2 separate regions of the Homo sapiens genome follow, and region 2 is linked to region 1. A link is an interaction called in ENCODE POLR2A ChIA-PET data of the cell type or tissue named here. Cell type or tissue: PC-9. All regions are shown on one strand. Links, peaks and the distances in the headings refer to the core of each region. The heading gives the core; the rest is flanking DNA. Region 1 overlaps JDP2 (Jun dimerization protein 2). Region 2 has its middle 5.6 kb from the start of FOS.

Region 1 (2,912 bases), core at 161-2,660:
ACTTCCTTTAAAAACGTCTTGGGCATGGACACAGGTTCCACATTCCACTGCCACCTTCCCACCTCCTTGACTATCTTTGTCCTCTCCTCTTACCTTCTGTTGGGATTTAAGATCTTCCCCGCTCCTCCATACCCAATGTTCCTTTCTTGGCCCTTTCCAAATGCTGGGATCCATTTCCTCTTGTCACTAACAGTCTCCCCAGCCTCCTCATCTGGCTTTAATCCTTTCCCCCAGGATGCCCACCTGTGGGAGAGCTGAAGGACCCTGGGGAACAAGCAAGGGGCCTCCTGAGCCTCCGGGCTTGCTTCTCCCTCAGGACATGTTAATAAACTCACCATGCGTGAAATACGACCCCTGGAATGGGGGAGAAGGAGACTCACTGCCCACTAGCACAGACTTCGAATCAAAGTTGCTGTTGTTATTGCTCCATTAGTAATAATAACAAGAGGTGCCATTTGTTGCCTACTTTGATAAATGCTTTAAACACATGTCATTTAATCCTCACCATCAAAGTCTTATGAGGAAGTTACTATTACTGTACCATTTTACAGATGGTGAGACTGAGGCTCAATAGTTCAATTTGCCCAAGGCCATACAACTACAAAATAGCAGATTAGGATTCAAACTCAGATTTCTCTGGTTTCAAGCACCCTGCTCCTGACCACCAGCCCTTACAGCCCCAGTCCATCAGGAGCACTTTGATGTGGCACCTCTTGCTGCCTCTTGCCTACCTACCTGGTAGGTGATCTACCAGGAAAATCTGAAGGACACCCAGGACCAGCTGGGCTGGGGACAGACCAGAGTCATAGGCCATTAGAGAAGCCGTTGGATTGTCCTGGGCTTGCCAACTCTCTCACTTCTCCAGCCAGGGAGGAGGGTGTGGGGGGTGACTCTGGCAGCCCAAGGCCTGGAACAAGGTCTCAGCCCAAAGGGCTATAGGCCAGGAAAATAAACAGCCTCTCTCTGCACACTCCCAGCATGCTCTGGGGGCTCAGGACAGAGCGCCTGGGCCCGAGACCAGCACCATGGCCATCGGCACAGGCCTTGGCAGGGCAGCCCCCTTTCTGCCTCCTCACCACCTCTGAGCTTCTCCCTGCCCCACTCCCACCCCACCTGGGAGTCAGCTGCAGAGGCGCCTCGTCAACACCGCCACACCCAAGCACCTCCCAGTCCCTTGGCCTTCTTTGAAACTGAACCAGAAGTGACAGCTCCTCTGGCTGACCTGCATCTGGGAAAATAGAAACCTGGCTGAAATTGATTCCGCCCAACCTTAACCTCACCCCCAACAAGGCCAAGGTAACCGTGACGACAGGCAGAGGGAAGGAACTGGAGGAAGTGGCTGGCGGTGCAATCTCCCTTCGGCCAGGAGGGTTTGCCCACAAACTGCCAAGGTGATGTGTGCAGCCTGGGTACTGCAAGGCCTTGTGTCCTCCCCTGAGCAACCAACCTCTGCCCTCCAAGGCTTCAATCCCTACCCCCATCCTGCACAGGGCCTTATTCCACAGAAAGTCAGAAGCAGACAGAAGCTGCTTTAGCAGCAATGCAAAAAGATTCAGAGCTGGAAGAAAGTTTAAGAGATCAACTGGGCCAGGCTGAGGCCCAGGTCAGGGGCCGCTCCTCCTCCCCTCTCCAGCCACGTTCATCCCCTCCTGCATCACCCTCTAGTCCAAATGTCTCACCCTTCTCCAAGCCAGCCAGGCCCTCTCAGCCTTGAGTGAGATATCCTTCCTTTCCCACTTGGTAAACTCTTAACTGAACCTCGAGAGTAAACATCACCTCCTCCAGGAAGGGTCCTTTGACTCCCCAGATAGAATCAGCTGCTTTTAGCTAAAAACAGAAATACTATTCAATCCAGCAATCTCATTCCTGAGTATATACCCCAAGGAATATAAATCATTCTACCATAAAGACACAGGCATGTGTATTTTCATTGCAGCACTGTTCACAATAGCAAAGACACAGAATCAACCTGAATGCTCAATGATAGACTGGATAAAGAAAATGTGGTACATATTACACAATAGAATATTATGCAGCCATAAAAAGGAACAGGATCATGTCCTTTGCGGGAACATAGATGGAGCTCAGGTTATTATCCTTAGCAAACTACCACAGCAACAGAAAACCAAATACGGCATGTTCTCACTAATAAGTGGGAGCTAAATGATGAGAACACACGGACACACAGAGAGGAACAACACACACTGGGGCCTACTTGAGGGTGGAGGGTAGGAGGAGGGAGAGGATCAGAAAAAATAATTATTGGCTACTAGGCTTAGAACCTGGGTGATGAAATAATCTGTACAACAAACCCTCGTGACATGAATTTACCTATATAACAAATCTGCACACATACCCCTGAACTTAAAAGTTAAAAAAGAAAAAGAATCCGCTGCTTTTTTGGTGCTGCTACAGCACTGTAGGAGTCTCCATCGCATCCTACCACAAGCGTCGGTTTGTGTGGGTGCCTGTTTTCCCTGCTAGCCTGAAGAACCGGACCTGAGCATTCCCGGCACCTGGTACAGAGTGTGGCACTCAGGAGGGGCTCAACAAATGTCACTCAGATGAATGAATGGAATTCAGGATTCCAGAGAGAGATGCTACAGGCTTAGATTCTTTCATTACAAAGTGACTTATCACCCGTTTGCATCTGCATGGCCTTTTCCCCAGCGCTCACGGGAGCTTTCTCTGCCGGGGTGGCCTCTTCTCTCTGTTTGTAGTAGGCCAGCAAAGCTGGGAGCCTGCCTTCCCTAGAAGCACACTGGCTGAAGGCAGAGTTTAGATTTGGGGGCACAGGCCCCTGACAGCTATGGCAAGTCTGCATGAGCCCTAAGCAGGCCAGGAAAAAACTTAGGGTGTGTGCTGAGGCCTAGAGCCCCCAGTTCCACAGCCACCACCAGCTTCCAAGCCCA
Region 2 (2,912 bases), core at 310-2,809, 170 kb after region 1:
CTACAATCCACTATTCTACAGAGATAAATATTTTTCCTCTTCCCTCTTCCCATTGAAAATTAATTTGGAGCCAGAAGCCCAATGGCAGCTTTGAAGTTGAATTGGCAGAGGTCATCCAGGAAGACAGTGAAGGAATTCCAGGAGGCAAGGATGGGAATGGGGTATATTTTTGCAGCCAGACATAAAAGATGTAAAATTCCCATTGCTTAATATACTAACAGGGACCAGGAGAGGAGAAGTTAAAGAATATGTGTGGAATATATTTCTGTGTATGGAAATAGCACAGAATTTATTCATCCACTGGGCAAAATATTAATTAACCTTGTACCATGTGCCAGGCACTGAGCCAGTTCTGGGGATCCTGGTGAGCTAAACTGGACATAATCCCCATGAGGAAATGACTTCTGCCTCTATCCCCTTCAATTATATGTATATGTCTTTAGCAATGTTGAATAGTGGTGCCCTCTGGTAGTTGTTTTCTTTTTTGTTTGTTTTTTGTTTTTTTGAGACAGAGTTTCACGCTTGTCACCCAGGCTGGAGTGCAATGGCATGATCTCAGCTCACTGCAAGCTCCGCCTCCCAGGTTCATGCCATTCTCCTACCTCAGCCTCCCGAGTAGCTGGGATTACAGGTGCCCGCCACCACACCCAGCTAATTTTTTTGTATTTTTAGTAAAGACGGGGTTTCACTATGTTGGCCAGGCTGGTTTCGAACTCCTGACCTCAGGCGATCCACCCACCTTGGCCTCCCAAAGTGTTGGGATTACAGGTGTGAGCCACCGCGCCTGGCAGGTAGTTGTTTTATTGAGATTAGCATGAGGCCATAGCTTGTGGGTAGGAATCCGACAAAGTCTTTTTCAAAAGAAAGTTGAAGGCCAGGTATGGTGGCTCACATCTGTAATCCCAGCACTTTGGGGACCAAGGTTGGGGGGATCACTTGAGGTCAGGAGTTCGAGGCCAGCCTGGCCAACATGGTGAAACCCTGTCTCTACTAAAAATACAAAAATTAGCCAGGAGTGGTGGCAGTTGCCTGTAATTCCAGCTACTCAGGAGGCTGAGGCAGGAGAATCACTTGAAGCCGGGAGGCGGAGGTTGAAGTGAGCCGAGATGGCAGCAGAGCGAGACCCTGCCTAAAAAACAAAAAAAATAAACAAAAAACAAAAACAAAAAATTTCCCAGAGTTAATAATCCCTGAGAGTTGTCCAGTCCTGAGTGAGTAAAAGGGATTTGGAAGGAGCCATTTAGCTGGAGAAAGGAGGAAGGAATTTCTTCTCTCAAGCCCATGAAAGTGGTCAGCAGGAAGCTTGGTGGGATGTCAACCCTGGGGATCCGATGGTCTCTGATTTCCTCTTTCTGGACCTTTAACGCCATCTTGATGTAGCAGCCTGGTCTCCACTGGGCTGTGCAATAAGCTAGAGCAAGGGTCTGTGTCTGGGCCTTGGCCAGGGCTGTCAAAGGGAAAGCAATGCTCACCCTCTAGAGTAAGCATGGGGCTGACAGGGACCATGATTGAGGTCCCCAGGAGCAGGTCAATGTCCGAAGGTCCAGCTGCCCTTCTTCATCTGGGAAATCGTCTTCCTTTTCTTCCTCTGGTTGTTATTATTGCACACCTACAGGAACCAGCTGGGTTCCTTTTTTTTTTTTTTTTTTTTTTTGAGATAGGGTTTTGCTGTGTCACCCAGGCTGGAGTGCAGTGGTGGTGCAATATCAGTTCTCTGCAACCTCCCCCTCCCAGGCTCAAGTCATACTCCTGCCTCAGCCTCCTGAGTAGTGTAGCTGGGACAACAGAAGCACACTGGGTTTTGCCATGTTGCCCAGGCTGGTCTCAAACTCCTGGACTCCAGTGATCCTCCTGTCTCAGCCTCCCAAAGTGCTGGAATTACAGGTGTGAGCCACCGCTCCTGGCCCACCAGCTGGGTTCCTTACAGGGTAGATCACCTTGTTATTTCAGACCAGGTGTTTGTTAGTTATATTAATTCTGTATTTAGTTTAGGTATATTTAAAGGCTATAAAATATTTGCCCTTTGAACAGCAAACAGGGATCCTAAGGCCACTGTCATCACAAGTCTAGCAGAAACAGCACCCCAAGTGGTGTGTGATATAGGAGTGATCTAAAGAGCGGTAAGTTGCTTTTAAATGTCCATTTTTATGGGAGGGGCAGAGATATCATAGACGAGAACATCAACCTCAGTAAAACTGTCATTTTGAATTAAAACTTTTAACTCGGTTGAATATGACACCCCATAAGCACCCAGTGATTTTCATTATCACCAAAGCATTAGAAGACTGGCGCTGAAGCTCTTCTTCCACCCAGTGTGTGTGAAAACATAGTGCATGGTGCCTGCATGATACTCGCGAGCAGAGGCAGAAGGGCGGTCTCCTTTCCCTGTGGTTTGTACGTGTGCATGTGTGTGTAAGTGCCCCATTACCAGAGACGTCCCGGACAAAGGTCACGTTCTTCCTTAAGATGATAAAGTTTCTAAGTTAAAGCTTGTTCAGAGTCATGTTGACTTCTCCTTCTTGAGCTATTATGTAACTTTTTGTTTGCAGAACGATCAGCCATTATTTGTGCTGTTTGAGATATCTTTTGATTTCTGAGCAACTTTTTCTCCCCCACTTCCGCCCACTATAAACTGAATGAAGGGCATATGGTATTAGAGAAACCAGAAACCACAATGCATTTATTAATAAGGGATAGGGCAATAGCCCTCCTTCCCTTTCGAGAATAAAAGAGTACAAAAAAATGTACACATTAGTGAAAACTTTTTTTTTTAAACAGAGTTTCAATCTTGTTGCCCAGGCTGGAGTGCAATGGCGCAATCTCAGTTCGCTGCAACATCCGCCTCCCGAGTTCAAGTGATTTTCCTGTCTCAGCCTCTCAAGTAGCTAGGATTACAGGCATGCACCACCACA

The links. Peaks named below come from ENCODE experiments on the same cell type or tissue, not always from the same donor. Only the 100,000 strongest peaks of a DNase experiment are listed, where the experiment ranks them.
Region 2: POLR2A ChIA-PET joins it to region 1 with 14 read pairs; 4 of 35 experiments call an interaction of 5 or more read pairs at or near these places.

Annotation. Positions count from the first base shown.
Region 1 is chr14:75,457,640-75,460,551 of GRCh38, reverse strand. The region is part of intron 2 of JDP2 (Jun dimerization protein 2); the gene reads right to left. Among named protein-coding and RNA genes, the nearest start is that of JDP2, 31 kb to the right of the region's middle. RefSeq lists an enhancer at 1,114-1,662. In PC-9, for the core only: no CTCF peak of the experiment used is centred there; a DNase peak (open chromatin) is centred at 1,281; H3K4me3 peaks cover 423 bases; H3K27ac peaks cover 2,500 bases.
Region 2 is chr14:75,282,930-75,285,841 of GRCh38, reverse strand. No RefSeq gene overlaps it. Among named protein-coding and RNA genes, the nearest start is that of FOS, 5.6 kb to the right of the region's middle. In PC-9, for the core only: CTCF peaks have their summits at 1,803 and 2,005; DNase peaks (open chromatin) are centred at 1,701, 2,081 and 2,428; H3K27ac peaks cover 1,120 bases.